Regions from separate parts of the Mus musculus genome. Here regions 1, 3, 4, 5 and 6 are each linked to region 2. The links are chromatin loops, found by intact Hi-C in ENCODE. Cell type or tissue: gastrocnemius. All regions are shown on one strand. Links, peaks and the distances in the headings refer to the core of each region. The heading gives the core; the rest is flanking DNA. Region 1 overlaps Gmds (GDP-mannose 4, 6-dehydratase). Region 2 overlaps Gm40876 (a long non-coding RNA gene). Region 3 has its middle 120 kb from the start of Mylk4. Region 4 has its middle 100 kb from the start of Mylk4. Region 5 has its middle 54 kb from the start of Gm40876. Region 6 has its middle 140 kb from the start of Gm40876.

The links. A loop is a pair of places that touch in the nucleus more often than their neighbours do. Peaks named below come from ENCODE experiments on the same cell type or tissue, not always from the same donor. Only the 100,000 strongest peaks of a DNase experiment are listed, where the experiment ranks them.
Region 1: a loop joins it to region 2, with 9 times the contacts of the local background. A loop is called at or near these places in 12 of 42 quality-filtered maps.
Region 3: a loop joins it to region 2, with 4 times the contacts of the local background. A loop is called at or near these places in 8 of 42 quality-filtered maps.
Region 4: it touches region 2 in a loop (2.9-fold over the local background); 8 of 42 quality-filtered maps call a loop at or near these places.
Region 5: a loop joins it to region 2, with 6 times the contacts of the local background. A loop is called at or near these places in 9 of 42 quality-filtered maps.
Region 6: it touches region 2 in a loop (1.9-fold over the local background); 5 of 42 quality-filtered maps call a loop at or near these places.

Annotation. Positions count from the first base shown.
Region 1 is chr13:32,310,415-32,315,823 of GRCm38, reverse strand. All of the region lies in intron 1 of Gmds (GDP-mannose 4, 6-dehydratase), which reads left to right. Among named protein-coding and RNA genes, the nearest start is that of Gmds, 25 kb to the left of the region's middle. In gastrocnemius, for the core only: a CTCF peak has its summit at 2,974; a DNase peak (open chromatin) is centred at 2,971; H3K4me3 peaks cover 232 bases.
Region 2 is chr13:32,490,658-32,496,066 of GRCm38, reverse strand. It overlaps Gm40876 (a long non-coding RNA gene), which reads right to left. Exons shown (of 4, transcript XR_873209.2): 4 at 2,786-3,006. Among named protein-coding and RNA genes, the nearest start is that of Gm40876, 28 kb to the right of the region's middle. In gastrocnemius, for the core only: a CTCF peak has its summit at 2,561; a DNase peak (open chromatin) is centred at 2,551; H3K4me3 peaks cover 1,322 bases; H3K27ac peaks cover 1,279 bases.
Region 3 is chr13:32,659,940-32,665,348 of GRCm38, reverse strand. No RefSeq gene overlaps it. Among named protein-coding and RNA genes, the nearest start is that of Mylk4, 120 kb to the left of the region's middle. In gastrocnemius, for the core only: a CTCF peak has its summit at 3,105 (motif pointing right); a DNase peak (open chromatin) is centred at 3,119; H3K27ac peaks cover 413 bases.
Region 4 is chr13:32,678,638-32,684,046 of GRCm38, reverse strand. No RefSeq gene overlaps it. Among named protein-coding and RNA genes, the nearest start is that of Mylk4, 100 kb to the left of the region's middle. In gastrocnemius, for the core only: a CTCF peak has its summit at 2,711 (motif pointing right); DNase peaks (open chromatin) are centred at 2,712 and 3,759; H3K4me3 peaks cover 274 bases; H3K27ac peaks cover 334 bases.
Region 5 is chr13:32,408,558-32,413,966 of GRCm38, reverse strand. No RefSeq gene overlaps it. Among named protein-coding and RNA genes, the nearest start is that of Gm40876, 54 kb to the left of the region's middle. In gastrocnemius, for the core only: a CTCF peak has its summit at 2,177 (motif pointing right); a DNase peak (open chromatin) is centred at 2,172.
Region 6 is chr13:32,605,876-32,611,284 of GRCm38, reverse strand. No RefSeq gene overlaps it. Among named protein-coding and RNA genes, the nearest start is that of Gm40876, 140 kb to the right of the region's middle. In gastrocnemius, for the core only: a CTCF peak has its summit at 2,681; no DNase peak of the experiment used is centred there.

The sequences.
Region 1 (5,409 bases), core at 506-4,505, 180 kb after region 2:
AAGTTTCTTTTCATTCTGCATGGCACTATAAGAAAGTAGTTTGTTTTGCTTATTTAGCATTTCCATAATGTGAAAAAGTTTCTATTTTTTCCTCTCATACTTTATAGTTCACCAATTGTGTTGCTGAAAAAAACATTTTAGATACAGTTTAATTTTATTTCATTTAATTTTTGAGAATTTTAAATGTGAATACTGTGTTTACATCATTCCCATCTTCTTTTCTCCTCCTTTCAATTCCAAATTCTGTATCCTTCCTATTCCTCAAGTTCACAGATCCGTAGTCTCTAATTGTTACGTATAAATACGTATATATTTAGAAGTTTGTAAATCAGTCTCCTGAGATCCTTTAGTGAATTGAACTCAGCACAGCTAAGCATGTGCTCTTCCACTGAGCTATGTCTCCTCACCCCCAGAAATCACAATCTTTATGGTGATTTCACAGCTTTTATTTCCTTGTCAAACATAAATTTGGGGGCATGCAGTTTTCAAAGAGTATGTAAATCCTTTGAGGTGGTCTTCTTTTCAATGCTCTCTGTTTGGACCCATGTGCCACCAAAGTTTGAGAGGATGGTAAATTGTCAACATGCAAATGTTCATATGCATTCTATTTAAATCCTGGAGGAAGGCCTTCAACTGCAACTTCCCCAAGCAGAAAATAACTAAAATTAGAGCCACATAAGATGTCAGTAGTTGAGGTATTGCTGTATAATTGAATCCATATGCTTTGAGAAGCCGAGCTTGGGCGGGCAGGCCTTTTCTTTATCACTCAGAAAATGTCACCTCTAGTTGGCTTTTTAATCAATTGAATTACAGAAAATGGCAACACAGGTTCTCAATGAAAACTAAGTAGGCACTATAACATTAACCTCCACATAGCTTCACTATACTTATTTAATAGAATTTGCTACATTATAATTCAAAAGGGATGGGTTAAATTATTCCCATTGTTGAAACATCAGTTAGATTTTAGGTGATTTTACTGGGAAAAGTGACAGGGAAGTTACAGTTTTTGAATGTCTATGTATTAGCGTTTACAGGAGAACTTAACTGTGGTTTAGTTCCCTTTTGGTTACCTAAATGAAGTCATGAACCTGGTAGCCCCCTTTAAAAACATAGAATAAATATTTCCTGGGACTTTAAAATTCTATAGTGGTTTTCTAGACTAATTTTCTTATTCTACAGCATGGATTATTGTGGGATGCTAACATGAAAGCACTTTTCCTTTCCAGTCTGTCATGTCTCTTGGGAGCTTTACAACTTTTCCCATTACAGTTTTGGTGGTGGTGGGTCTCACTAGAGAGGATAGAGTTGTTTATTTGAGAATATATATAATATATATTATTATATTAAATAATATATGTATATTTGAAAAACATACCAGACAGATAATTACTATTGAATTGACCTTGTTTAAAATTAAAATGCAAATTAAAGTACCCAACTGGGGAATCAGTTATTCAAATTATGAGCTTATGGGGGACATTTTATATTAAACCTTAATATGAGGACCCAGGAGAAAGCCACCTATGCCGTATCATGGCGTAATCATGTTGCTTTCTATCTCTCTTTGGAATGATAAAACCTCTCTCGAATATCCTTCAGTGACTTCCTTTCTTATTTCAGTAGTACATACGAGCAACCTGGCCTTTTCTAACACATCCATTTCAGTCACTCCTTGGCGGGAGCTGGGAGCTGGACTGGGGAAGAGTGGTTAGACACAGTGGGGATTTTTTGGACAGCCTCACAGTCACAAACCCTGGCTAAGAGTTTGTGTAGCAATAACTATATTTCTCAAGCATGTTCCCTGTGTCAGGCTGCATTCTAAGTTCCTTGTTAGAGTAAACTTCATTTAATCTTTTCCCTACTGTACTAGGGTAGGTGCAGAAACAGGCGAGTAGAAGTGACTTTGACTAGCTTTGAACCACAGACCTAGGATTCCAACCCTGAGCTTGTTTACATCCCCAAAATGCAGCCCATAGAAAATAGCAAGGATGCTAAATTAGTAGGTAGAAAACTCAGTTATGTGAAACTCCTGTTACTTTATAGTATACAAGAGTGATTGCCTTTCCACTGATTACATGACATACTTGGCTGTAATGCTATGTTTTCTTGTGTTACTGGGTTATTGGGCTTTTGTGTTTTGACTTCATGAGGATGGCTTATGCTGGTAGCGTGGACTGAAGCTCTGAGATCTGTGATCACTTGTTTTCTCTGAAGTCACTTGAAGTGCATTAAATACTGTGATAATTGTGTAAATAATGTGATGTTCAAGGTGGGGGTTTTCCCAGACTTTTTTGTTTGTTTGTTTGTTTTTTTGATTTTTTGAGACAGGGTTTCTCTGTGTAGCCCTGTCTGTCCTGGAACTCACTTTGTAGACCAGGCTGGCCTCGAACTCAGAAATCCGCCTGCCTCTGCCTCCCAAGTGCTGGGATTAAAGGCATGGGCCACCACGCCCGGCTTTTCCCAGACTTTTAGTTTACTGTGTTCTTAAAACAAACAAACAAACAAACAAACAAAAAAACCCACCTATCCTGTTTTTAGAAGTTTTAGTAAATGCATGCTTCATATTTCTAAATTGTTTTTTTCTTTCTTTTATAACAATTGTATTTATTCTTTCTTTCTCCTTAAGTGTGTGTGTGTGCGAACACATGCACATGTGCACATGTATGCAGTATGTATATGTTCTGTGATACCACACAACTTGTGCACAGGCCACAGGACAACCTTCAGGAGCCAGTTCTGCTTCTCTTCTGACTCCATTTGCCATGCCTAATGAAGTTTTTCATAAATTTAATCTTTTAATCATGTGATAATATTGTGTGTGTGAAGTATGTATTAGATACCAAATGCGAATCATGTCTTTTATTCTGTTCCTTAGTACCTGCAACCTTTCAGATTGCTTATGTGTTGACACCAGCAGTTGTGAAACAGATGACTAATGGACAGCTCTCTGCTGTGTAGGACTGCTCCCCCTAGAGGGGGAAGATGTGCAAGCCAGACAGACAGTCAAAAATAGGTGGAAACAAACCGTCATGTCTTGTTCGGTGGCTCTGAGTTTTGATTTCCTTTACTTGTAGCATCTTCTTTCATGTAGCCCCCTGGCTCACTGTGTGGCTACCAGTGTTCCTTTATGGTTACAAAAAGAAAAAAACAGAAGCCTTCCTGTCATATACGTGCTCTAGATGTCTGCTATCATTTAAAATGCAAAGTGAAAATTAAAACAAATATCAAGACTAGAAAATCATACAAGATATGAATATTGAGTTGTATTATTTTTTAAATATTTTCTATAATGAACTGGTAATCAGTTGGTGAAAGAGGAACACTATTAATCGTTTTGGAGATGAAAGTCTAAAATAGTGATCTCGGAGCAATAGCAGTGGCTTCTTCAGTAAGCTTAGGATAAAGGTGAGTAAGATTCCCACTCTTGCCTTGGCTGCTGGCTCAGGTAAGCACTGTTGCTAGCATCCAGCTGCTGGGTCATTAACAGCAGCAGACAGCCTCACCACAATACTTATACCTCCATCTCTCCCTAACTTAGGAAGGGGGATAGTGAGTTTTCTGATGCATGTTTTATAATTTTCTTACTGTAGTCTAGGTTTAAGGATTCAGTGAGACTTAACAACAGTGTGCAGGTTTTACTTAAAGAATTGTAAAGCATGGTCTATAATTAGAGCTTTTGTGTTTCCACATCTTGGAATACTGTTTTCTAGTATGTTTTTCATTTCCCTTTGGGCAGCAGAGCTGTATCAATTTTGTTCCCATAAATTCATGCCAGAATATTTTGATAAATATATAGAGAGCTCCTTCTAAGCATCCAAGGACTAAAAATCCAAGGACTGAAATTCACCATTATCACCTCTGTGTTGTCCTGTAAGGTCATAGGAAAGCTGTATAGACACCATGCATGGTACTCTATGGCTAGAATGGCTGTTAAGTGTGTGCATTGGGAATAGTAGCTTGTATTTAAAGCTTGGCCACTGATTTGGTAATTATTTTTGATTGAGTTATTTAAACTTTCTTTGTGTGTTTTGTCATCTCTGAGATCTGGGCTACTGATAGCTGTTAAGCTAACCCTGTTATTAATTTTTGATGCCCTGGAGACAGAACTGATTTCCTGAAAACGGAGTCCTTAATGATCTGGCGAAGGGAGTGTCTGTCTTTCTTGCCTCACCTCTAGTGCCCAAACATTTTGCATGCCTGGACTAGTCCTGCCTCATAACATAGACAAGCACATATGTATTCAACTTCCTGGTTATTCAGATCCTATTTAATTAATTACTTAAATATTATATTTATGCATAGGTATGTGTGTCTATGTGTCTGTGTGCTGGTTATGAGTGGATGAACATGTATGATACTAGAAAAGGGTGCTGGGCCCCCCAGAGCTAGAGTTATAGGCAGTTTGAGCTACCCAAACTAGGTGCCAGGTCATTTGGGAGAATAGCAAGCATTCCTAACCACTGATCTATCTTTCCAGCCCTTGAAATCCTATTTTTTAAAAAAAATAGTATCCATTTTTTATCTCCCTTGAGGAATTTATTGGTGTAATAACACCCCTGTAGTCCTTAGAAAATTGCCTTTATCTTGTAGTCTTTCCAGAAGAGCCTTCCAATGGGTAGGACTTCTCTTTAGAGGGGAAACAGGTCTGTATGTGGGACTTGGTTTTATTTTATACTATGATGATATATTAAAGGCTCTTGGGGATATATTTATTCCTCCAACAAATATTTATTGGGCATTTGCTAGATGTTAGAAATGGTTCCAGGAATAATGGTGGCAAATCAAGGGATAGTTTAAATGTAAAATAAAATTTGTAAGTTTTAGCTCAGTATTTTATTTTCCTTGTGGCATGGACAACCAGTGAGTTGTTTACTGTTCTGGTTAGCATTACTATTGCTGTGCTGAAACACCATGATCAAAAAAAGGGTTTATTTCCCTTGCAGTTCCATAAATAGTTCATCACCAAAAGCAGTGAGGGCAGGAACTCACCCAGGGCAGGAACCTGGAGGCAGGAGCTGATGCAGAGGCCATGGAGGGGTGCTGCTTACTGGCTTGCTTTATATGGCTTGCTCAGCCTACTTTCTTGTAGAATCCAGGACCACGAGTCCAGGGATGGCACCATCCACTATGGGCTGGGCACTCCCCCACTGATCACTAATTAAGAAAATGCTCTAGCTGGGCATGGTGGCCTATAATCCCAGCACTCGGGAGGCAGAGTCAGGCAGATTTCTGAGTTCAAGGCCAGCCTGGTCTACAAAGTGAGTTCCAGGACAGTCAGGGCTATACAGAGAAACCCTGTCTCGAAAAACCAAAAAAGAAAAAAGAAAATGCTCTGCAGGCTTGCATACAGTCAGAAATTATGGAGGCATTTTCTTAATTGAGGCTTTTTTTCCCTCTCAGCTGAGG
Region 2 (5,409 bases), core at 993-4,992:
TGCCCACGTGACAGATTAGATTCTGTTCTTCGGGGCTTCCCACATGGTCTCTCTGTCACACTGTGCATGTATGTTGAGTGGGCAGCGCAAAGAGAGAGCGCTAGCTTTTGATTTCTCTTCTTCCTTCACCACACTAACCTCTTCAAGATGCCTCATCTATGATTTCAATCCAAACCACAGAAGTAAAATGCCAGGCATAGTGGAATACCACCCCACTGCCTGCAGTCTCAGCTCTGGGGAAGATTGTGAGTCTGGGTTACAGTGAGACCTTGTTTCACATTTTAAAACAATAATAATAATGAAGGAAGAAGGAAGCAAGGAATGAAAGGAGGGAAGGGGAGCAAGCGGGGAGAAAACCACATTTTCTAATTTACCATTTTCTACATATTACAGTTGGACGTGGAAGGCGACACAGTGAAGGCGGTTCTTTTCCCTGTAATATCACAGGTCCTTATAAGAGGATATCAACTATACACGGGACAGCTTCCCAAGTCAAAGAAGCTTAACAAGAGTGGGCCATCAACACTAACCTAAGTCCTACTCTACTCTGAAATCTACCCTAAGATTGTCCAGGGAGTCACAGGACCCACTAAGTTCACTGTGCACCTCTCCAGTGTGAAATGATATGGAGACTCCAGTCAGCTAAACACTTCTTGTTTTCTCTTTAGTAAATGAGTATGTGTTGGCGATTTTTTATTGCGTAATAAAACCAGCATGAAATGAACTTGCTCCAGTTTGTCCCCATTCTTTAAAACCACCGTGCCTTCCTTCTCTTGGCCTGTTTTTTTTTTTTTTTTTTTAATCTGGCATCCTGCCTTGACCTCAGCTTGGTGTTCAGTGGAGCGATGGCCACAGCCTCAGGCAGGAAGCTTCCGCTGGGTCAGGGTGTCCTGCTGTCTGCCCATTTGGGGATCCGCATGGTATGGACAGACTCTGGGATCAGTTTGCACCCCAGGGGGAGTTGGCCTCTGTGGATATTGCTTTTATAGACTGCTTGTTTCTGGCTCTGCTTTTTTTTTTTTTATTATTACATTCCTTTGCAATTCTAGCAGCTGTTTTTGTCAAGAGTCTTAATAAAGTTTGAACTGTTAAGCGAACTTTATGGAAATTGGTCACAGAAGTGTATGTGGCACCTTTAGTGAAGCAGAGGCAGAATTGCCCCTGGCCTGCAGTGACAAACAAGCCGAAAAGTGTAGGTGAAAGACAGTCACTTGACGGTGGATTTTTAACCTGGATTTCTCAGAATCTGATGTCTCCCGAAGTATCGCTTTCTTTAACTCTATTTAGCACAGTTTTCAAAAGTGTTTGGTTACACAGCCTCACTTAAGGAGCGTCGTTGAGGGCTGTGAAAGGGTTACATTTGCTTGGCTTGGCTTCTGTCCGGTGCTGCTTCTCCTTGGAAGTCAATGCTTGGAAGAATCAGACTTAGAGACATAGCAGAATCATCGAGTCTAAGTTTCTAAAACCGACTAAGATGCTACCAGCTTCTTCCTTTTATGAAGCACACTAAAACATCACCCCTCTCATTCAGTGTACTCATCTGGCAGTGACCTTAGCTTGATCCAACAGTGTCCTCTGAGCCCAAGAATCTGAACTCCTTCCAAATACACCCGACTTATAATTCCCCCCTAACACTTCACACGCCACTGGGGTGGAAGAATCATTTGCCAACAGACCAAAACTAACTGCTCGTCTTTCTTGAATGTGACTTCACACACGTTCTTGAATAAAACAGACTTAAGAGAGCAATAAACTTCGACAGGTAGCCCACCCTCCCAAATCCTTCCTTACAATGAGGCATCAATGGGACACTTTGAGAACTCATTTTGCCACCAACACTAAGTAAAATGTCATCTAGCAGCACTACTCTAAGAGAAATAACCGACTCTAGAGTAAAAGGCAAGTACTTCGGGCTTAAGACATGCAAAACGCAATGGTGGGACCGAGAAGCTTATGAAACCTACACTTCACTAACACTTGGTGTTGACTCAGAGTCACGGTTGGAATACTAGGTGACCCCAGAGGCCAGCCTAAGTGTAGTAGTCACGCTGGGGAGGAGGCATTGCTCCCAGACTTCAGTGACTATAAAATAAACAGACATCTCTGCCCTGCCAGATGGACAGGGTAAAGGGCACAGCAAACGCTTAGATGCTGTGGGACCTGAGTCAGCACACATCCAGCTCCTGGATTGGCTGCTGAGATCTGCAGGGGATCTCTCTTTCCTTTTGTCCATCATGATCTGCTGCAATATAAGGGAGGAGAACAAACAAGATAAAGAGCCTTCCGTTCTTCGTGACGATGTCTTGCTAAAACTCACTGAAGACGATTTTCAATCCCTTTCTTAATCCCCACCTAGAATTGGAGTACACTTCATATCGTTTTTGCTTTTTAGAAAAACTAATGGTGCAAGCCCAACCCATCACTTCTGTTGATAACCTCACACCTGTGCTTGCAACAGTGGGGGAACCCACCTTTAACATGACAGACCTACTTAAAACTCCTGGCTCCGGCTTTCTCTTCACAGACCACGAAAGCATGCATTCCCTTTAGCAGACAGTGGAGGGCGATGTTGTACCGGTGTGCTCCCACACATAAACCTCTCAGGAAACTTCCTTTCCAAGGGAAAAGGGTTCTTTCCCACAGTAATATGAACATGATGTACGATAATGAAAACAATAACTACACCAACATATTTTCCCCAGAAGTTCTTTTTATTTGTTCAGAGTGTGAACGTAGGGCCCTATAACTATGAGATACTGAGATAAATGAATGGGTTTCTGAAAAGGGTAGAAAGTATTGAAAATACTTTCAAGATGGGCTTTTCCAGACTCTGTAACTTGATGATTTTGACTACTGTATATTAGGAGTCTCATTACAAACCATTGTTCAGTAGTTTAAAGATAATATAACAGCAGTAAAATAGAGAAACACCCAGATTGACATCTGGCCACCATCAGCCTGGCGTTGTAAAGGAGATTCGCTGACTGCATTTCTCCGGGCACAAACCTGGCAAGGAATGACAGAGAGATACACTTCTAAACGGAGAGCTCTGACAGCTGAATGTTATTTTCAAACTGCTACACTTAAGATCTTCGCTAGCCACTTCTTCATTTCCCTCCCTGAAGCCTAAACTCAGAAGACCCAATTTAATTCCTGCCTTTTCCGTTCCCACAGCGAACTTGCTCCTGCTCAACAGAGGTTTCTTTGTAGTTCCTCACTAGTCTGGTCGGATACCGCTCCACACCACACAGGTAACTTAATAAATCAATTTAAGAAGCACAGGCAAGTTTATGGCATGCTCAGAATATTCTAGAAGAACAAGCAGAGAAAGCTGGCTTTAATTCAAGCACACTTTCATAATTCCTAGGAGGGTTGCCAGACAGAGCACAGGACGAGTGCTTCAATTTGGTTTTCAGATAAATAAGATTATTTTTAGTGTAAGTATATCCCCGTGCAATCTGGGAGCCACGCTTAACACTTTAGAAGTATCTGGTGTTTATCTGGAACTCAAATTTAGTTGTGCCTCCTCTGAAAGGAGGGGGACTCTCAGATAGCGGGGGTACACACATCGAGCAGGACTATTCTATCCAGTCGCCATGGAGCTTTGGGTTCAGTCTCTGTGTGCAAAGATGAAAAGAGAAGTCTATGAATTTACATGCTTTGAAAAAGTCCTTGGTGCTCAGGTTTGGGGATAGATAGGAGACAGGTCTTTCCCCTCCACCCCCACCCCCTTCGTTATCCAGAGCGTATACAGCTGCCAAGAGCCCAGTGGAGACAATTTGGCTGATTTAATATTTGTGAGGGTTTGAATGTAAAACGTGCCCCCATTGGCTAGGTTTCGAATGTTTGTTCCCCTGCTGGCAGTACTATTTAGGGAGGCTGTGGAATATTTAGGAGGTGGGTTCTAGCCAACAAAAGTAGGCAGCTCAGAGTAGGTTTTGACTCTTTCTACCTGGCCTCTAGTGTCTGCTTCATTGTCTACTTCCTGGTTCACTACAGTGATGATCAGCTTCTGCCGCAGCTCTCATGGCCAGGAGCCGAGCTGCTCCACATACCTTCCCTGTCCCCGCCTTAAATTGACTGAAACCCATGAGCCAAAATAAACCGTTCATCCCTTCCATTACTGCTCTCAGGTGTGGTGGTCATCTCAATGCTGAAGTAACTAACCATTCTGTTTAATGCGCAGCTCGACTGGGGAACCACATCTACTGGAAGTACGGCTGGCAGCTAACACGTGGGTTTCAGCCCAAGTCACAGAATGAGAATAAAAAGCAGGTCTACCCTTCCTCCACACGCAGGGGGCAGAGCAAATAGCCCACCTCAGTTAACATCTACTGTAGTATCTGCTGTTCGTGAGCTTCATTTCTGTGGTGACAGGGACAGAGAGCCAGCCTATTCCCAGCAGTCACGTGAATGAAGCATTTAAGCATGTTCCCTGAGGCTTTGAGGTGACAACAAACAAAAGCCAACCTGACAAGCATGGTATCCCAGCTTATGTTTCTTCATGGCGTGAAAGCAGAGAGAAGGGAGCCCTTATATACTCTTGGTGAGCTTGTACCTGGAGTAACCATTATGGGAAACTATTCACCCTAAAGGTTCCTAAGAACTAAAGGGCAGAGTAACCCTGTGGTCCATCAGTACTCTTTGAAGTATGCATCCAAGGGCGCTGTAGTCAGTATGTCTGCTGTCTTCGCCCCAGCAGCATGGTCTGAAGTAGCCAAGTGATGGAACTGAAACCAGGTGTCTGTTGACATGTGGATAGATGAAGAAAATGTGATAGATATAAATATTATATTATGTGATATATATAATTGGATCACTATCCATTACCCTTAGACATTTCTGTCACTTAACCTGGGGACATTATGTTAACTGAAATAAACCAGATACAAAAAGAGATCAATTGTTTGATATGAACTGTATGTGAGAGCCAAAACAGTCAAACTAGTGGCAGAGAGCATAGTGGTGACTGCCAGGGATGAAAGAGGCAAGAAGCGGGAAGGAGGGCAATTTTCAGCCGGGCAAAAGGAACAGATTGGTGAGGTCTGTGGTCAGACATGATGGTTATAGTTACGATAACATGCTACATACTTCCAAATTACTGCGTATGTGAGTAGAGTAGGCTAATTGTCTTGTCTTTACTTAATCACATACCTTACTCTGTACAATATATGTATGTGTGCCTAATTATATTTTGTCTATTTAAAATAAGAATTTTAAGTGAATAAAATTTAAAAACACTTGAAACCATTAGAAAAATAATTTTTCTAGTTTTTTAATTAAGAAAACAGACAAAATAATTAGGCTTTCCTTATTATTTTTTCTTGTTTCTTTGCAGTTTTGGGAATTGCACTCAGAAAATTATATGCATCAAAAAGAGAAAGAAAAGAAGAGAAAAGAAAAGAAGAG
Region 3 (5,409 bases), core at 640-4,639, 170 kb before region 2:
AGCATTTAGTGTCGAACTGAGTGGCAGGGAGGTGTATGTAGAGCATACACAGATCATTAGGGCCAGACTTCTGCCTGCCCTACAGGCCTGAGAAATGTGTGAGGCTACTGGGTGAGGAGCTTTTTCCTGTCCTGTGCTTGCTCTTCCGCGCATGGGTGGCATACTCGACTTCAGGCTTTGCTACCGCAGACACCCCTGAAGCCACAATAGCTACTCCTCCAAGGACCAGAAGGAGAACTGTAGAGTCGAGTCTGTCTCTCTTCCCAGGCAGTGTGAACTTGGGCCAAGACCACCAGCACAGGTGGTAATTGTGACAATTTTCTTTGAGATCAGATTACTGGCTGACCCCCCCTCCCCTCCTGTCACACTCAATCCCCACCCTTCCTCAGATGAAAATGATTTGTGAGCCTTAAGTAAGTGTGCTCTAGAGGCAGAGCCCTTCCTAGGCACTTTCAAGTGCCATTTGGGCTTGACACCCTCACCCCTGACACACACACACACACACACACACACACACACACACACACACACACACACACAGACACCGACATCTTGCTGCAGGCGATGATTGCTCTGAGATACAGCTCAGGGCCAGTTATCTTTCTAATGGATGGTACAAAGAGAAAGGGAAGTGTGTCGATTACCAAAATTGTGATTTGGGTTAGGAGCATTAACTAAAGTTTGCTTTTGTTCTCTGAGGAGAAAGGCCGAGCTAATTGTAAAAACACAGCAGAATAGTCTGTCTAAAATGCTGTGAATGATTAAAAACCATTTCTAGGTTGTCTGTGCACTGAGCATCAACTTTTTACTTACTAGATGACGTTCTTTCTGCCCCTCCCCCCATCACGATCATGCCAATAAGGGGGCTTCTTCCTCTTGACTCTGGAGTAGCATTTTGTGGATGAAATTGTCCCCTGCTATGGAGTGAAGGCTTCAGAAATGGGCCCCATGATGGGCTCTGTGTGTTTCCCTATCTCTCCCCTTCAACAGAGAGCCCCCACACCAAGCCTACTGTAGGTGACCAGTGTCAGGATCTGCAGGAACAAATCCTACCACTTGAGATCTGCAAAGTCCTTGTAAAACTGTCATGTAAGAGACTGGCATGCCACACAGAGGACAAAGCATGCACTCCTGCTCCATTGCCCTTGGGAATGCAGGACCTTTGGAAATGAATCCTTGTTTCAGAGTCACTCTGTCATTTGTAGTACGTGTTAGAATCCCTCAAAATGCTATCCATACAACCTGTCACCAACAGTTGTTTGTATATGATGTAATACTGGGCTATAATTAGAGTCTTTGAAGTGTTCCTTTAGACATTTTATAATTCGTCTTGGGAAATCTTCCTCGGACTTAAGAATAGTGGCCTCTCTCTCTCTCTTTCTCTCTCTCTCTCCATCTCCCTCTCTGTCTCCCTCTCTCTCTTTCTCTCTCTCTTTCTCTCTCTCTCTCTCTCTCTCTCTCTCTCTCTCTCTCTCTCTCTCTCTGTGTGCATGTGCACATGTGTGAAGTGCTAAGGACTCAGCTCAGAGCTTTGCATGTTCTAAGCAAATGCTTTACTACCAACCTTCACACTCAGCCCTGTGGATTTGCTTTTTAAATAGTCATTGTTCTCAGACTATTGTCAGCTAAAGAAGGCTATGGGCTCTGCTACTCTTTATACCACAGAGAGCAATCTATTTGCTCTGAGATCTGATCAGATTTGGAGTAGTTGGAAAAAAATTACTATCTTTAGAACTGGGGCATTAATGGGACTATTAAGGGGGCTTTAAGTAACTGAAGCTTGTGGCCTTAAAATGGATACCGATACTTCTGTTCTCTTCCCTCTCTCTTTTCTACCCAGATGCGGAGAGGGAAGCAGGGTGCTTTGCTGCATTCTCTCACCATGGTATTTTGCTCTGCCATGGACCCCAAAGTTACAGAAAAATAAAACTCTAAGCAACCCCCCAAAAAGAACTTTTTTTCTCAAATTAATTAGTACAATAATGCAAAGCCAACTAACATAAGTGTCAGGTATTGGTACATCATTGTTAACTGAGCTCTGGAATTTACACCTTGGTTCCATTCTCCATGATGTAACACCATAGACTTTGATAAATGTGTATTGTCTTGTACTCATAAATTACCTAAAAGCATAGGTTTACTGGAAATCTGCTGTGTTCATAGCCTCATCCCTCCCTCCTCCCAACCCTTGGCATCCCTGACTTTTTTTTTTCTGCTTTTATACTTGTGTGTTTCCCAGAGGGTTTCACATTGGGGTCATACCATGTGGAGCATTTTTGGATTCGCACCTTTCACCTAGTACATGCTTTTGAGGTCTGGGGGGAGGGGTAGTATTTATACAGCAAATGCTGGGTATAATAAGAAAATTATTGTCTGTCACTTAGGTAACTGTATTATTTTCCTTTCTGCTGATGAGATAAAATACCCTGACCAAAGCAACTTAAGGAAGAAAGGATTTATTGTGGCTCACAGTTCCCCTGGGGGCACAGTCCATCATGATGGCAAAGATACAGCAGCAGAAATGTTAGGCAGGGAGGGTAGTCAGGAAGCTGGCTGATCAAGTTTCATCTGTACTCAGGAAGCAGAGAGGAGAGAGAGAGAGAGAGAGAGAGAGAGAGAGAGAGAGAGAGAGAGAGAGAGAGAGAACAGGAAGTGGGGACAGGCTATCTAACCTCAAAACCTGCCTCCAGTGATACGTTCTCTACCAGTTAGGAACCAAGTGTTCAAACATAGGAGCCTCTAGGGAGTGTTTTATATTCCAATAACAACAGTGACCAAATGGATCCCACACATGTACTTTCATTATTCAAGACAAACATCTCCATTTGTAACAAATGGCTAATTTTCTTCGTATTTCAGTAATCTTGGTTTTATGTGTGCCATGCACATGCTACATTTGTCTATAAGTGGTCAAGCCAGGAACTTTCCTAGAAATAGGAAACTTTAGTTTCATGAGTATTACCAGAGCACCCTCATAAGCTTTCAGCATTTGGTTATTTCTGCAACAGGTGGAGCACTTAACATCCGTTTCCTCCTCTTTGTGGCAGAAGAGAAGGAAGTTTGTAAGGGGGAAGAAATGGAAGTTTACAGTGTCACCTATCAGCAGGTGGCAGTATTGGGCTTGGGACCCAAGTTAGTCTTTGATCAGAGTCTATGGACTTAACAACCACTTAGCCTCTTACTGATGGTGTCTAAGAAATATTACTTTGCATGCCTTCAAATGGAGCCAAGGAATTCCCTAAGCATGGGTCAGTCTTCAGTTCACTGTGGGAGTCTAGCAAACTCCACCATACGACAGGCGTAGTCCCCCTACACCTTGATAGACCATTTTGCTCCCAGGTTCTGTTACTGGCACTTTTTTTTTTTTTTTTTTTTTTTTGCTGCATGAGATACACAGTGATATGAACAATCTGGAAAGAACAAAGCATGAGATGTCCTCAGACTCACCTTAGGATTTCAGTTGCAGTTTAAAATGCCTGAGGTGGCAGTGTCCTTGGTTACCTTTAAACTCCTCGACTGCTCACATGCTCCAGGATTGAACAGAGTACAATACTTTTTAAATGTCAAGGGTCCTCAAATTGAACCTTGTCCTTTGCAAGGGCTGCTTGTTTAACAGGTATTTCTGTGTACAACCGTTCTGCCCCAAGCTAAAGCCAGAGACCTTTACGCATTTGTTTTTTTTTTTGTTTTGTTTTGTTTTGTTTTATTTTGTTTTGTTTTGTTTGTTTTGTTTTAATCAGACATGCGTTGATCCCATCCTTGTATCAAATAAGGAAAGATGAACATTGGTAATCAAATAACAGTAATCAAAGGCTCCAAATGCTATAGTGGAAGTCACCATGGGTGCAACAAAGCAACACAGCAGGGATTTATAAATTCTGCCTCTAGGTCATGGAAGGATGTGCCCAGGAGATAATGCTTGGACTGATATTCAACAGGTATAGTAGGATGGATCAACGAAGAATGGTGGAGAATAGCCGGTCCTTCACATCTCTAGGTCTGCACCAATGTGAATGGAAAATATTCCCCAGCCAGACACTGCATCCATGTTGAACATGTACAGACCTTTCCTTACACAATGAGGTAGAAGTACTCACACAGTACTCGCAATGTGTTAGTTATTACAAGTCATCCAGAGATGATTGAAAAGATATAGGAATATACAGAGGATTATATGCAGACACTGTTGCAGTTTTTGTTTGGGATGAGCACATCTGGATATTTTGAATGCTGAAGCAATTCCCTGATTCCTTAAAAACACAAAGCGACAGCTGTACGTGTAATGTGTGTTGGGGGAGGGGACTGAAATCGTGGCACATTTTTGTGAGTATGATACTTTTGGCATGCTTGTGCCTATGATCTGACAGGAAAATGGGGATGCGGGCTTGGAGAGCAGTGGTTAGGGAGTGGGACAAGGATGGAGAGGGCCTAGCCATTAGATATGAACTTGAGAAAGCCCAGTACTGTATATGCAAACATTAACTTTCATTTGGAATGTTCTCTACATTTAAAAAAATACTCCTTCTCAATTCCCATTACTGTCCTGACACCATTGACAGTTCTTCAGTGATGTGGTGTTTACATCACCACATTTTATTGTTGTTGTTTTGACCATGTTCTCTAAAAAGTGTTATTTTTTCCCTTTTAGATGCAGGAAGTGAAGTTTAGAAGGAAAGGAACTTAGCTTTGAAAACAAAGCATTTCCTCTGCTGAATTCAGAGCCCAGGAAACTCTGACATGAGTCACTGGTCCCAGGCACATCCTGGCTCTGCCACTAACTACAGTGTGGCTCCAGTCAGTCACCTGAGCCTTCTGGGCCCCAGCCACTCTAGGCAGAAAATAGCAAGTCGGGGCAGATTACCACTTGTCTTCCTTCCAGATCTTTCACGGAAGGGCGGCTTTACCACACTTACTGACCTATACCCTAACTACTCTTGAGGACAGACTGCCGTTTTGTCTCTGGATAGGGTTTTGTTGTGGAACAGCCTTCCACCTAACTCAGCTGGAGTCTATTAGTGTAAAACCAACTCCCCAGTCCCAGGCATCTTAGCTACCGAAGGGAAACCACACTGGTGTGGTTAAATCCCAGTGGCTCCCAATGGCAAGTCTGCTTCATGAAAGTTAAGGGCATGCAGCACAAAGCTGATGTGTTCCAATTTTTCTTAAGTAAAAATGCTCTTTTTTTCTGTGTGTGTGCAGGTCAAAATAGCATCTCACTCAATACACACAGAGTTATAGAAGGGTATGCAATAATACTGTTATATCATTACAGGAAGTGTGTACAAGCAGCACAAATAACTCTAGATCTGCCCAGAGGGTTTTAAAGAGCAGCAGAGTGGTTGTCAGAGTTTATGAACTGGTGAGTTCTCTCTGTCTTTGTCTCTCTTTCTCTCTCATACATACACACCC
Region 4 (5,409 bases), core at 494-4,493, 190 kb before region 2:
CATAATCCAGGGTTTCTCACTTTTCCCAGGCTCCATGGAAACCACTGTGTGGTTAGACATCCATCGGCCTGGTGCCCCACCCAATCAGGACGGCTACCAGACCATGGGCAGCTCTAGCCACAAGGAGGGTGACTTTACAATGTTGGGGTTGTATGGTCCAGCTTGGCTGCTGCTCACCATCCAGATGCCACCCAGACACTAGGTCACAAGGACTCCGAGGTTCCCCAAAGTCTGAGTGGTCTGCTCCCAGCCTACTTCTAGGTGGCGAGGCCTAGGGTGCAGCAGTAGAGGGAAGCAGAAAGAATGGGTAGTTCTGGGGAAGGCTGTGTTTCACCGTGAGCTGGCTTTCAGGAGATCATGACTAACTGCGCCCACTACGACGCATTGCGTTCTGTTCCGAGGCACCGAGACGAGACACTGCCATTTTGTAAAGCTCCTAGGAAGAGTGTCACATCAGTCAGAAGCAGGCAGCCAAGCCACCTCAAGGTGGATGTGATCAAGAAACAGAAAATCCCAAGTTTGATCAAGGGCAGGAGAATACAGAGTTCTCTGCTTTGTCAAATTTTGATGTGAGAAACAGCCTGGCAGTTCTACTAAACAGATACAGAATTGGATGTAGGGTCTTGAACAGACATCTCTACTTATCCCCATCACAGTGTTATTTACACTAGATTAAGCAGGAGAGCGATCAGTGTCTACTGACAGGTAAATGGACGGGCATCAGTGGGGTATGATTCAGTCTCAAGTAGGAAAGAAATTGTGGTGCTTGCTATCTCGAAGAAGTTGATGACTTAGTGCTACACAAAATACACCAGTCATGAGGGGGCAAGTGCTGTCACCCCACTTCAGAGTGGTCAGATCCACAAGGACAGAATGCAGAACGCTAGATGAACACGTGAGGTTTCCAGGAGCTAGATAGCAGCAGTGGTTGCACATCAGTAGGAATGTTTATCTGACATGGTTCCAGCTGCATATGTAGCGGAGGATGGCCTTGTCATGCATGTATCAATGGGAAGAAAGGTCCTTGGTCCTATGAAGGCTTGATTGATGTCCCAGTATAGGGGAATCGAGGGCAGGGGAGGCGGGAGTGGGTGGGTGGGTGGAGGAGCATCCTCAGAGAAGCAGGGAGAGGGAGGATGGGATAGGGGGTTTCCAGGAGTAGGGGGAACTGGGAAAGGGGATAACATTTGAAATGTAAATAAAGAAAATATCCAATAAAAAAGAAAAAAAAAGAATGCTCATCTGGATGGTGACTGGCTCTAAAACTGGGTGGGCAATTTTATATTAGGTACATTTTGCTACCATTACAAAAACAAGATGCCCGTTAAAGCAGTGGACACTCGTTTCCATGGTAGAGGAGCCACACTCGCCCCCCTCCATTTCACTCTGGGCCATCACTTGCCAGGTCCACAGTGGGGAGAGGCTGAGATTGCAGAGCATAGTGTGGCATTCACACACATTCCTTGTTGTGTTCATTTAGAATTTCTTTCTTTTTCTGGGTTGCATTATTCGTTATTTCATTCCAAACCATCACTTGTCTGGGTCTGGAGAGATGACTCAGTGGTTGAGAGCACTTGCTGCTCTTGCAGAGGATGCTTGCTCAGTCCCCAGCATCCATGTGGTGGCTCCCAGCTGTTTGTAACTCCTGGTTTCCCTGAGTAACAGGCACACATGTGGTACGTAGTTATACGTGTAAACAAAATCCTTATGCCTATAAAACACAAATAATAAATCTTTAAAAATTAACCAAAAATGAAGCATCACTTGTTTTCAAGAGCAACTCTTTTACTGATCGGGCAAATATATCCCACGCAAGAAAATGCCCAACCACAATGAGGCCTTGCTGGCTTTTTGGGTTTTGTTTTGAGATAGACCTCATGTTGTCCAGACTGGCCTTGAACTCTCTGTGTAGCTCTGGGTCCTCAGATTTCCATGTCCAGATTGCTGGTGGGGCAAGCCTTCGCCAATGGCCTTAGCTCTGGTGCTTTGTCACTGATATACAGTATTTTTTTTCTAATTTGCAGAAGTTGGTTCTCACAAAGCTGTTCCTTTGGAAGAAACTACAAGCACTTAAAAAATAAAATAAAACAAAACACTGCCCTTCTTTTCCATGAAAAGCTGGTAGAATGAGAATCAGTAATCTGTTCGTTTATGGAGACAGAGAGTTAAGTATCTAGGATTATACTGCCTGGAGTGAAAAAATAACAAAAGGAATATGCTGCTCTGGACTCCAGTCCTCCACCCAACTCCCAAGCACACAGCAGGTTTTTTCCCACCCTAAACTGGAGGAGTTTACACCGAGCCATTGGAACTTTAAAGGGCCAGCCTGGGAAAAGAGGCTTCATCACACTTACACATTTGCTCACCACTGACGGTTCTCACAGGGGAGAGTAGTGAAGCCCGGTTTCTGGTTCCTGGAGAGCCTAAATTATGAGTTTATAGATGGAGTACACAATGTGAAAACTAGACATAAAAACGTAATAAAATAAAGGAAAGGAAACACATTCTAAAACAATTGAATATTTACATGAGTTTTTTCTTCTTTGAGTCTTTGTAACCTCAGGGCCTCATGGGGAATTCCTTACATTGTTCAATTATGGTTTCTTTGGGATTAGTGGGAAACGTTAGTGAGAGCCCCCCCCCCCCCCCCACGTCCAGCCTGCAACCTATGGCTGTCTTACTCAAGTAGACCACCAGAGGGCAATGTTGTCATTCACTAGCACGCTGCGCCCCACCCCATGGGACTCACAAGCTCTTTCCAGCCTCTAGTGCTTATAATACTTCGTGTTATTATTTTTTTATTTTAAAAGCGCTATTCCTCAGCAGATTCCTCTTCCCCTCCCTGTTCCCAGTTGCTTCAGAGAACCTCGCAGAAGTAAGCACAAGTAAGAGGTACAAACCACTCAAAGGATAGGGTGGTGGACTGACGGGTGTGCTCAAAGGGGTATAGGGAAAAAACATGGAGGCACAAGACCTGACCAGAGCATGGAGTCTTCCTCACCAAGCAGGAAAAATAATTGTGTTCAGTGGGGTGCCTGCACGAACGTATTTTCATAAGAGGAAAGATCAACTTTGAACGTTAACAACCTATGCACTCCCTGGTAGCCAAGGCATTCTGGGCCAGAATCAGCCCTGGCATTCGGTCCAGCCCTGTTTCTGGCTTCAAACTATTGTGTTCTTAAAATTTAAAAACAAGACCAGCGTATTGAAATTTTTCTCTCTACTACAAAATTGTAAGAGGTGGTGGGGAAGGTGACCAGGAATAGTTGACAGCACAATAAAACACTAATGGGTTCCTGCGGTGTTATGTCAGAAAAGACAACTGAGACCCCAGAGAACTAAGATTAGCCAGAGGGTGTAGAACGGGTGTCTGTGTATCCCTCTCCTTCACTGGGGTCTGGGTATGGATGACACCCCGCTGAGGCTCCCCATTCCTTATCTGAAGACAGGAAAGCTGTCCAAGGAGACCTGTCACCAGCTAGCTTGTCAACTTTCTAACAATTGGATTCCGAAGAATGGAAGGTAGGGGCGTGTCAGAGAGAAAAAAAAAAAAAGAACAAAGGACTTTGCCGTGGGCAGAGAGCTCGGCCTTGTGTATGGCTGAGCTGGCGTTTCCGTGGTGGGCCCAGGTTTCGGTTGTGTAACCACCAGCCAACCGTCATCCCTCAACAATGAAGGCCTGGTGAGGGCTAGCTAGCCTATTTTTGTCTCACGAATTTGTGGACTCCATTCAAAAGGTCTGTGGTGCCAAGTCAAAGTGAAGACAGGTTTGACTCACAGCCACCTGGCTCTGGCCTTGGTGGGTGGCATTGGCAGGGAAAGATGGCCCGGAGTGGCATGCGGGGGTATGCACTTGTGACTCAGGTTGGTGCACATTCTAAAACCTGGATGTGTGGCAAGAACATTCTCTGTCCGTTCCCATAGCCTCCCTGACGCCCTCGCAACCCATGTCAGAGCATTGGAAAGTAGGGACAAACTTTCCTGGGGTTTGTCTACCCTGACAGGAGCAAGTGTGTGGAAAGTGAGTCTCTCTGATGACTTGGGGTGTTTAAAAGCAATTTGTTTAAAGCCTTCACCACTTTCTGAGTCTGCTTCTAGATGTCTGGAATATAAATCATTGAGTTTACATTTCAGATAATCAGAGGAGATAAGTACTATTGCACCCATTCTGTAGATGTGGAAACTGAGGTCCTCAATAGTTCTCTGACTCATGCAGGTCACAGCTGATGGGAATAGTTTTGGAATCTGAAGTCAGACTTCAGATTTAGAACCTTGTGTTCCTCCCCTCTTATTTTCATGTTTTCTTCCTATTTAAAAAAAAATACTTCATAGATTTGATAAAATAAAGCAACAACTCAAATGCCATCCTCTGGGGCTATTCAGGGATGAAGAATGACTGTGCTGGTAATCCCAGTGGTTGGGAGACTGGGGTAGAAGATTGGGAGTTCAAAGACAGCTCTGGCCTCAAGATAGATAGATAGATAGATAGATAGATAGATAGATAGATAGATAGATAGATAGATAGATAGATAGATAGATAGAGTGGGTGGGTAGATGGATGGATGGATGGATGGATGGATGGATGGATGGATGGATGGATAGGTAGGTGGGAAGACAGGCAGACAGATGGGAAGAAAGACAGAAAGACACAAATATAAGAAGAAGGAAAAAAAGACTAGGCAAAGTTTCATCAGTTACAATAACAAACAGCGCCACACTCCCAGCCAATCTGAAGTGTCCCTTCTCCTTTCTGAAACGCCAGTAAACAACCCCACAGGCATCTGAGGGCAGAGCTGAGTGATTTTACAATACTTGGCACCTAGAGCCTCAGTGAGCATGGCTTTGTTTTTACTGTTGAGCAAAATCTGTTGTGTTCCGATTGATTTCCTTTTCTGAGTCAGAGCAGAGACTCGCACTATGACTTGGCTGTGGAATATTCATGAGGTCCTAGTGGAAGAGGCTGTGATTTGATTTTAATGCACGTTGACTAATGGCTTAATAATCCTGAAGAGAACTGACAGAGCCCTGATAATAGAAGAAGAATTTGGGTTGCAAGATCTGAAGACATTGATATCCAGGGAGGTCAGAAGATTAAAGATGAGATAGTGACTTCTAGGCATTGCATGTCAGGATGAGAGCTTGCTGCAGAGCAAACGCATCCTGAGGTCTCACTTATATAATAAAGGGGTCCTTGCTGTGATGCACACCTACCCTTCCTGCATTCAGACATAATGGAGGCAGAAGGATCAGAAGTTGAGCATCAACTAGGAATGTAACAAGTTCAAGGCCAATCTAGGCTTTGGGAGACTCTGTCTCCATAAGCCAAAATAAATAAATAAATTTAAAAAATTAAAAGTGCACTTCTTGCTCATTAAAGGCAAGATCAGACTGCCCTCTCTAGATCTACCT
Region 5 (5,409 bases), core at 660-4,659, 82 kb after region 2:
GTGTTGTATCATTTGTTTGTTTGTTATAACATTCTTATAACAAAGTTCACAATAGATTTTTAAAATATGGTAGCTCGCCTCTCAAATACAGGACCTGGAGGACCTAAGCAAGGAGCCTTTCCTTTGAGACAGCCTTCATAGTTCCTGAAAGGTATGCAAGCTATCCAAACTGCCAAGAGACAAAAGCAACCAACAGTCTTACCCAGCTCCAACACAACACAGCTAAACCACAGCGAGGATTAGTATGGCACAATAACCCTAAAGGTCTAAGTGTGATGGTTTGTATATGCTCAGTCCCAGGAGTGGCACTATTAGAAGGTGTGGCCCTATTGGAGTGGGTGTGGTCTTGTTGAAGTAGGTGTGTCACTGTGAGTGTGGGCTTAAGACTCTCACCCTAGCTACCTGGAAGTCAGTATTCTGCTAGCAACCTTCAGATGAAGATGTAGAATTCTTAGCTCCTCCTGTGCCATGCCTGCCTGGACGCTGTCATGTTTCTGCCTTGATGATAATGGACTGAACCTCTGAACCTATATGCTAGCCCCAATTAAATGTTGCCCTTATAAGAGTTGCCTTGGTCATGGTTTCTGTTCACAGCAGCAAAACCCTAAGACAGCAAGAAAGACAATCATATCTTAGTGGTAACCCATGGCTCTCTAGTCACACTCGACACTCAACAGGAGGGGAATCACACTTGGTGCTGGGAATCTAGCCAACTACCTCAGGCTGGTAAGGTCATACATCTTGGAGCTGAATCTACTATGACCTTGACTAAGCCAGCATAATTCCTAACATGCCATAACTCTAAATACTTATCCTTATACACACCGATAAGTGTAGCTCTTAGTGCTCATCAGAGAAACCTCTCTTTGCAGCAGAAAATCACAACCAGTCAAACGGGGATCATGCAGTGCCCAACCTCAACTGATAATGCACAGCAGAGCACAAGTCCTGCACCTGAGGATCAGAAAACCTCAAGGAAGAGGGAGATGGAAGGAAGGTTGTACAAGCCAGAGGACCAGAAAAATATGCTTTGAGACTGTGCCTTCTTAAAATGACATGAAAGCTTCACCCATGGTACTTCAACAAAATGGCTGACTGAACAAGATCCGAAGAAGTACACCAGTGGACATGCTAACATAGTCATGGGAAATCTTATGGGCAGCCACAGAGTGCTGAGAGTGGGGGAGAAAGTCCTCCCTAACGATGAATTTCCTAATTGGCTGTTGAATACTGTGGTGGTTTGAATACGTTTGGTCCCTAAAGACTCATGTGTTTGAATGCTTGGCCCATAGGGAAGGGAGTGGCACTATTAGGAGACATGGCCTTGTTGAAGTATGTGCGGCTTTGTTTGAGGAAGGATGTCACTGTGGGGTAGGCTTGAGGTCTCCTATGCTCAAGCTATGCCCAGTGTAGAACACAATCTCCTTTTGCTGCCTGTAGATTAAGACATAGAACTCTCCTCTGGCACCATGTCTGCCTGCATGATGCTATGTGTCCCACCGGATGGTAATGGACTAAACCTCTGAAACTGTAAGCAGCACCAATTAAATGTTTTCTTTTATAAGAGCTGCTGTGGTCATGGTGTCTCTTCACAGCAATGAAACCCTAACTAAGATAAACACCAAGTGCTGAGCCCTGAAATCATATACATGCAAGTAACACTAAGTGGAAAAACATATTGTATTTATATATAAGTGTGTGTGTGTGTGTGTGTGTGTGTGTGTGTGTGTGTGTGTGTGTGTGTGTTAATGAACAGCCAGACAGTGGTGAATGCCTACAGTCCCAGCTCCACTGGATGATCACTTCATCCCAAGGACACAAATCCAACCTGGCCAGCCAAACTGAACCCTGTTTCTTTAAACGAGACGGGGAGGAAGTTAGGGAGTAGAAGAAGGAAATGGAAGAAAAATTATAGCAGCAGCAGCACCACAAAGATTCATAACCAGTAAATTTATACCTAAGCACACCAGAATCATTTTGTGGGTGTGTGCTGTAAACACGCATTCACAACTGTGAAAACAACAATCTAAAATAGGCTATAACTCCACGAACACTACTGGCAAAGAAAATAAGAGAGTTTAAATGTCAGAATGTCAGCTAATGCCATCTTGCCAAGTTAACTCAGTTCCGTCACATTTCTGTGACATTGACAAAGTAGCCTTCCTCGATCGAGCCAGCAGGTGGCAGTATTGACTGCGTACCAGAACACCCTACATCTGGCTGGAACATACTGTTTCAAAAGAGTAATTCCCAAGAAATACAAATGAGTTCATCTTATCTGTGTTTTGAAACTTTCAAAGATATTGTTCCATCATATCAGAGACTACTGTGAACTCCCTTTGTAAAGCCTGATGATCCGTCTATTTCTCTTGGCTCTGGGCATGGCATTGAATTGATGGGACATGTTTGGTTTCCAAGCGCTAGTTAAAAGGATAGACACTTTATCTGTTCCACAGTTAGCAAAGCACCACTGTTTACCTTGCGCAGGACAGGGCCTCTGAACTGCATGGGAACTTTCTAAAAGCGAGACACTGAACAACATGTGGATGTGAAGCACACTCCCATTTGGACCTCGACTGGTTGAAACAGACCCTGTGGCTCCGGAATCCTGTATGCGACATACCCATTACCGTGATTCAAATCAGATCTCCCCCCCACCCCACCCCCCCGCCCCCACCCCATCCCCAGACTTCTCTATCAGCTGTATTTTCATTTGATGGGTCTTTATCTGTACTTTACTTTGCTTTGTTTTCTTTGCTAACTAATTGGAACAGTTTCAGACATCACGACTTTGAATCTCACCCACAGGATAACCCACTGCCCATCATAACCGTCAAAGACACATGTAAATGTAAATCCTACTTTATCACAGGGATAAGCTTACTCGTTCTTTTTCTCCGCCAGAGTTTCACTTTGCTTCACCAGAGTTTCACTTTGCTTCACCAATCCCCTCAAAAGGCCTTGCTCAGTTATTCACCTCCTCTTGAACAGTTAGTTAACAAACTTTTCTTAATGGGTTAGATAGTAAACATTTTAGGCTTTGGGGACCCAGGAGGCAGAGTAGATCCTTCCACTCATGGATGGGCAAACCATTGTGAGCTTGTGAACAATATAACACCCAGAGGCAGTCTCCAGGGGAAAGGTTTGCAACTGACTTATAGAAAATAACTTGTTATGAGGAGCCCAGATAGACAGCTCCTCATTTTCTTCAACTGAAGGGTACCCCTCCCCCCGCAGTTTTATTGCACTGCAAACTGTATCAAACAGTCATCTTGGTTTTGCGCTTAGTGAGTTACATGAAATTATTACACAGGCCTTGAGCTAGGTAAATTTGTCTAACTGTGGCCACACTTCAAGTGAGGAAAGATGAGCTTTATGCCTGGTAAATTGAGAATATTCTATATGCCTTGTATTTTACAGTACATATTAGGATCTAATCCCATCATGAATTGAACAACATCTTATTGTTTCCATCAAAATCCATAAAGACTGAGAAAGACAAGGCTACACACACACACACACACACAAATGCATGCACGAACCCCACATACATACACATACGCACATCATATACATGCACAAGCATACATGTACGCACACACACACACACACACACACACACACACTCCCTTGTTACATGTTGACTTTCAATAGATTGCAGCAGAGGAGCAACCCTGCAACAAATCACTCCCAACTCCCAACAGTGAGGCCCTATATTGCAACAGACTAAAACTCTTCCCACTTAAGACATTTCCTGTTTCAAGCTGCAGAGCACGTCCAGCAAGGGAACTCAGTGGCCAAGCGTACTTCTTGCCCCCAGGCCTGGAGATCTAAATCTGACCTTCAGAATCTCCGTGGTAGAAGGAGAGAACTGACCCCTGGAAATTGTCCTCTGACCTCCACATGAGCACACAGACACAGGCGTGAAGAAGAATTTAAAAATACTTGACAGGAAAGAGAGCTACATAACAGAATTTGATACTGATTTTGATACCTACATTATTTATATATATAAGCATACATGTTCTGTATGTATGTGTGCTGGGGATTGAATTCAGGGCCTCATTCATGCTAAACACATGATCCATCACGGGTGTATGGGGGTCAATCAAGCTCCCGTATTTTCATTAAGGAACACAACGGCAGAGTTCTTTTGTAAAAACTGTTCACGGTGATGTGTGTCTACAATCCCAGCACCAGGACTGGCAAGTCCCTGGCTTTCATTAGCCAGCCAGTCTAGGGGAGTCAGTGAACTCTGGGTTCTCTGAGAGACCTGGTCTCAGAAAGCTGGGTGGAAAATGACTGAGGAAGACACCCATGTTGACCTCTGACCTCCACATATGCACACACATGCACACATACACAAACAAATAAGCAGGCACCAGGGGAAATGTCGTATGATCTGACCTATGTGTGCAACTTCTGAAGGAGTTGACTCCACAGAAGTTGGTCGGAATGGAAAGAAAGGGAAAGGGCAGAAGGACGTGGAGAGATGGAAGCTGTAGTTAAAGAAATGAAGTAAACTCTGGGTGCTATGAGAGGTAGAAGAAAGGAATTTCAATACTTTTTTACCTAAAGAAATGATCAACTTTTGAAGAGATGGAGATGTTTATCTGATTGAATATTATGTAATATATACATATATCAAAACATGATATTCTGTAAGTACATACATTTTATGTGAGAACTTAAAAATAAATTTTAATCTAAATCTTAGTAAATTTAAAACAAAAATTTTTAAAAAATTAAAAATGTTAACTGCTTCAAAAGAAAGAGAATTCCTAGACTTTAAATCAGACTGGTCCATGTTAGACCTGGTGGTGCCTCATAATGGGCAGGAGACAGGAGTGACTGGAAAAGTGAGAGCTAGAAACACACCTAGAAAGAATGCCCAGTAGACACCTTCACTAAATGCCTCACAACATTTTTGTTTATTTTTGTTTTCCAAGATGCAGTTTCTCTGTGGACCCTTGGCTGTCCTGGAACTCACTCTGTAAACCAGGCTGGCCTCGAACTCAGAGATCTGCCTGTGCCTGTTCCTCCCAAGAAGCTGGGACTAAAAGCCATCACTGCCTGGCTGTCTCACAATATCTTTTAAAACTTAGTGTTAATAACCCAAGCCTTTGTGTTTGTGCAGACACCTTTTCCCTTTTGTGTTGCGAGCACAGTGGGCTCCCAGAAGAAGAGGCCTCACAATCTTGCAGAACTGGGTTGTATGAATTGTGTGAAGCCCAGATATAGGAGCACTGTGGCCACTATGCTGCTGTCCTTTGCCCCTGGTAACTGGAGAGAGTGAGGAACCTATGCTAAACCAGACCATAGTGTACATTGAGGTCTCACAGGTCCCTCCTTCCTGCCAGCAGCAGCAGAGAGTGATCAGCAAAGAACACTCTCAAAGGCTTGCTGTTA
Region 6 (5,409 bases), core at 698-4,697, 120 kb before region 2:
CTGTGTGTCACACTAGTGACTCAGGAGAGCCCTAAGCAGCCCTGTAAGTCACCAACCATCTCCACTGTGTAAAAACAAAGTCTAGTAAGCCCCAAGGAATGTGGAGGGCTTGGCTTCTTTATCTACTCGAAGTATAAGCCACGCACTTGGGTACTCAAGGCATAAATCATGCACAGATTACATGCCCCGAGTACTTGCAACTGTTTTTCTCACGTTGCCCAAGCTCTGACCTTGATCTCAACATGAAAAGCAACCGTGCAGTTCCTGCTGACTTCAGGGCCAGTGAGTGTTGGGCTGAAGACCTGGTAGGGGCATAGGTGCCAACCCCTTGCAGCCAGAAAACCCTGGCTAGCCCAGCCCCTGAGATTTACTTCCCAAGAGAGAGAAGCGCAGACTGGAGTGGGGCTTTGCTCTCTCTGTCTTTCCTCAGATCAAGGCGGTGCATCACATTGCTTACCCTGATGTGCCAGAAGTGCAGATGTTGCACCACCTGGAATGAGAAGAGAAAGCCTGCATTGTCCCCTCTGCAGACAAGGCTTCCAGAGGACTGTGCCTAATGTCAGGTCTCACCAACATTGAAACAGAACTAAACTAGGCTTCTGCCTCAGATTCATATTGAATCCCTTGCAGGGTTTAAGTCAGCCCCGGAAAGAGAGCTGTCACAGTTGCCACTACCTCCAAAGGACCACGGAGAGGGGTGGTAAGCCTGAGGAGCATACAAGAGGAGGCCCTGTGTTCTGGGAAACAGAAGATGTAGGTGCTTAGTAAGGACTTTCTGGCTCTCTATGGCACCTGGCTCTTGTTTTAGCAAGTATTCTTTCCCAGTGCTCTGTTAGAGCATCCGGTGCATTGTTTCCCTTCTCCTGAGAGCTCTGATGATATGAACTCACATGAGAAGAGCAGACTTATAGAAAGTGCTTATCTATACAGATGGTGGAGCTGGTGAGGAACTTTCTCTTGCCCACACTGTGTCCCTCAGGTGTCGTCATAGCAGACAGCTACCTGATCGGCAACCATGTTTGCTGCCCTAATTATTATTATTATTATTATTATTATTGTTGTTGTTGTTGTTGTTGTTGTTATTTTGTGATGCAGTTAGTGTGACTTTGTCATACCGGAATAACAGCCGTGTGTTAGGAAGTGGATACACATGCAGAGATGCACATATGTACACACACTGCATATACCTGCATATACGCATACACTTCAGGTGCTTACCCATATGGACAAGTTGAAACTATCACTGTATCAGTGAGGAAGGAGAGGAGGTAGATTCTGAAACAATGGCTCCCACAACTCATATTAGGTTTGTTTGCTTGTTTGTTTGTTTCTTTCCGCTGTGGCAAAACACCATGACCAAGGAAACTTACAAATGCTTCACCTGGGCTTACAGTTCTAGAAAGTTAGAGTCCATGACGGCTGGGACACAAACAGCAGACACAGTGGCTGGGACAGCAAACCGAGAGAGCTCGTGTCATGGGCTGCAAGCAGGAAAGAGCAAACTGAGACTAGCAAGAGGCTTTTAAACCTCAAAGCCCACCTCCAGCGAAGGTGGCCCTTCAGCAAGGCCTACACGGACTGAAATAGCACCACCAGCACAACCCAGTATCCAGACACCTGAGCCTATTAGGGAGCAACATTCTCACTCCATTCTCCACCTTCTCACAGACATCCAGTACTTCAAGTGATATCAGGGGAAAGGCAGAGAGTGTTGGGAACAGAACGCAGGCTCTGACATGTCACATGCCTGGACAATGGTGATCTGAAATCAGATGAGAGTAGACAAGGCAGCTGTTCGAGAAAGAGGGACAGGACTGGGTTCTGGCAAGGAGGGAATATGCATGGACCCATGGCAGTAGGTAGCTCTAAAACCTGGCTTCAAAAGACCTCTGATGGTTTGTTGGTGAGAGCAGCAGAGAGACAAACAGTGTTGCCAGTGGTCTAGGGTGTACCCCAAGGACATCCACATCCTAGGCAAACTACAAAGAGTTTCTAGTCCAGATGTTCAAAACCCATTGTTAGATTAGAATACATTTGGCTTCTTTCTCTAAAATCTCAACGTGGTGTGCACATATGCCTTGGTGTGCATAAAGAGTTAAAATGTGAGGTGGGGAGCAAATGGGAAGCAAGAAAGGACCCACAATTGTTGACCATGGCTATTCCAACACAACAGTAGAATAAAACCTTAGAATAAGGGATCCATTCAAATAATCAAATTAGAGCTCTTGTTATGGTGCTGAGCCCTGGGTAAAGTCCCCACTACACCTGATCCCACTGAGCCACCTGTAAAGACCTATTGTACATCCTGGGGTCCTGTGAATGATATGTCTGTCAGGTATGCATATTGAACCCAGCCGTAGGATAGAGAAAAGATGATAAATCTCAGAACTGACCAGGAAACCCTGATCCCAGTGAGCAAAAGCCTATTTGAACAATTATGTGTTGATAGCATTTGTTTGCTCTCGGTCTCTGTTTCTCTGTCTCTGTCTCTGTCTCTGTCTCTCTCTTTCGTGTATGTGTGTGTTTGTGTGTGTGTGTGTGTGTGTGTGTGTGTGTGTGTTTTATTGAAAAAGACATTTAGTTGGCTATAATTATGTGCACAAATTGAAATAAGCTTCTGGGTAACTGAATTAGGACACAGTGGCAGTGTTGGTAACCACCCTACTCCAGCTGCAGAGGGCGACAGTGATCCTGTGGCAGGCAGCAAGGTCAGCTATTACTCCTGCAGCTTACCTTTGTATTTTGAAAGAAACAGAAAGGATGAGTGGGAGGGAGATTCCTTTAAAGAAGGCCAGACCAAGATTTATCTATAAAGCTACGAACAATGGAAACATGAGTCCTAATGTTGGTAGAAACTGCCATGAGACTTCTGAAGTAGCCAGTTTTGGAAGTCCCTAGAAAGACTTAGAAAAGATTCTAGAGGCTCTTACTACACAAAGAGGAAAATTAAAAGACAATGAACTATGAAAGATAATAAAGTTTTTAATTGCTTTCCTCCACTAATTATTATCCCTATCTATTGGTCTATCTATCTATCTATCTATCTATCTATCAATCATCTAATTACCTAAATCACAGCATGTATGATACACTGTACACATAAGTAATACAATTTTTTTTTAATCAAAGAGAGCAGCTTCTGCCCTAGCTGTCAGTGGAGCAGGCCGGGTGTGGGCCACAGGGAATTAGAGAGAAGTGTGCTTCAGGCTGGACACCAAGTAGCCAGTCTGTTTTCAAATTATTTGAAACGATTATATCAGTTGTTGCTTGGAGAGATGATATCTGTTAGTCAGAGATAATTTTGTGTCTACTTCCTTTGTGTGTGATGTGTGCAAGATTGAATGGCCCAGCTCACTGCGGAGAGGCTGGGTTTGAGGTAGGGCCAGCAGCCCGGAGGCACAGCGCAAGAAGCCTTTACACAGCCCTTTACAGCTGAGAGATCGTTCACACTGCATGGTTTTGCTCCCAACTATTTTAGAGATTTTGATAGGCGAAATTGCAGTAGTAATTTAGCAAAATGTCTCATATGATCTACCTGTATATGAAATATGTTTGCCTGTTTGATACATATGAAATTAGGCTTCAGAAAAATTGGAGCTTTTATTGGCAGTTCACATATATTTTCTTAGCTACATTGGAAGCTTGGGCATCTAAGTTGGGGGCTATCTACTGTATACAATCCCTTTTTATTATGAAAGACGTGTTGATGAAAAAGATGTGCCCATTTTAATAGTAGGCCAGAATCTGAACATTTAAAATGCAATAAAGAAATAGTAGGGAGTCTATAATTTTAATTTTTAAAATATTTATTTATTATTGCATATGTTGGCAGTGTCTTTTTATAGTGGTCAAATGGTGAGTCTGTAGAGTCAATGGTCTCATTCCAACATTTTGCAGGTTTCAGGGATCAAACCTAGCTTGTCATGCTTGGCACAAGCATCTTGGTTGCTGAGCCATTTTGTTGGCACTGTAACTTTAATTTTTAAATCCAAATTTATTGTTGTCCATTGCAGAAAAACAAGTCTTATCTCTAATGCAATTGCCAATCAGCTTAATCCCTTTTATAAACAGGACATGTTTCCATGCATGTGTGGGATTGCACAAGTTCAGTTGTAAAACTGATTCATTTATTGCTGTGATATCTCTTTGGGGAGGGGTACAGGAGGAGATACAACCATACATTTTAAGATGCAACAGAAATCAAGGCGTATTCATTAGTTGCCTAGTTCACAGGGGACCTTGGGGGACACAAATCAAGTCTGTTAGTAACCAGTAAACTAACATCACAACTCTGGACAGCTTGCTCAACCCAAGCCTTGTGGTTTTCAGCAACAATTGGATCTATGTTATGTATGGTTAATGTGCTGCCTATCAAAAATAAAAAGGAGACCGGAAAAATGTTTTGTGAAATCCAAATTATTACCCACTTCTTCATAATTTCAAACTATTACAAAGGCATTTTTCTATGTGTTACTATATGTGCATATTTTTAAGAATAGATGACATATGTTTAATAAATGCATTCTTACCAAAATTGAGGTTAAGCCATCTCATTTAATAAAGGTAAGATGTACTTTTCTAACTTTTTCCAAAAAGAAGATTTTTGCCCTTGGTCCAGTGGAACTGCATTCATTTTTTAAAAGCAATTTTTAAATGTGATTCTTGTTTTACTGTCTCTAAGAACAAACTCCAGATACAAAAGTTCTCCATAAGGATCGAGCATCCTTTATGATCTTGAAGAGGTTTCATGCTTACAGGTTTATAGGATGAGAGAAAAAAATATACTTTTTATAAAAAATAAAAATATTACTTTTTTTCAAGGAATAATATGGTCCCTGTCCTTTTTATTTTTTGGTTTGGGGTATAAACACTGGCAATGTCCTTTCTTATTAAAATTTAAGATTACACCAAGAAAGACGTGCAGTGATTTCACAGGCCTGAAGCCAAGGCCTCCACGCTCCCTGAGTCTGTTGCTGCTTGACAGCCACCTCAAAGGTGGACTAGAGTGAGAGCTACCAGCACTTTCCAGTCCACCCGAAGCTACAGGTGCTGTGCAAGGCTCTGCTCTAGCACAACTCTTGATTGATGAGGTTGAGATCTAAAACTCAGAATAGTTTTACTGAGCATGGTCTCTGTGTCAAACAGCATGATGGGAACCTCGGCTGTGGAAAAGAAGTCTAAGGCATTGTCTTACTCCAGAGCAAGATGGTGGTGTTCCAGGGATGACTACCTCTCTGTCAGCCTTGCCACTGTGAATTTCTGTATCTGTCACTCTCCTTTCCTAATGTTTTAAGTAAATTTTACATGTTCCCTACACAATAAAATACAACAGCTCTCTCCTGTTTGTAAATCACACAAGGAGATAAGAGATCATTGCTTTCTCTCGTCTCCTCTCTAACATATAAAGAA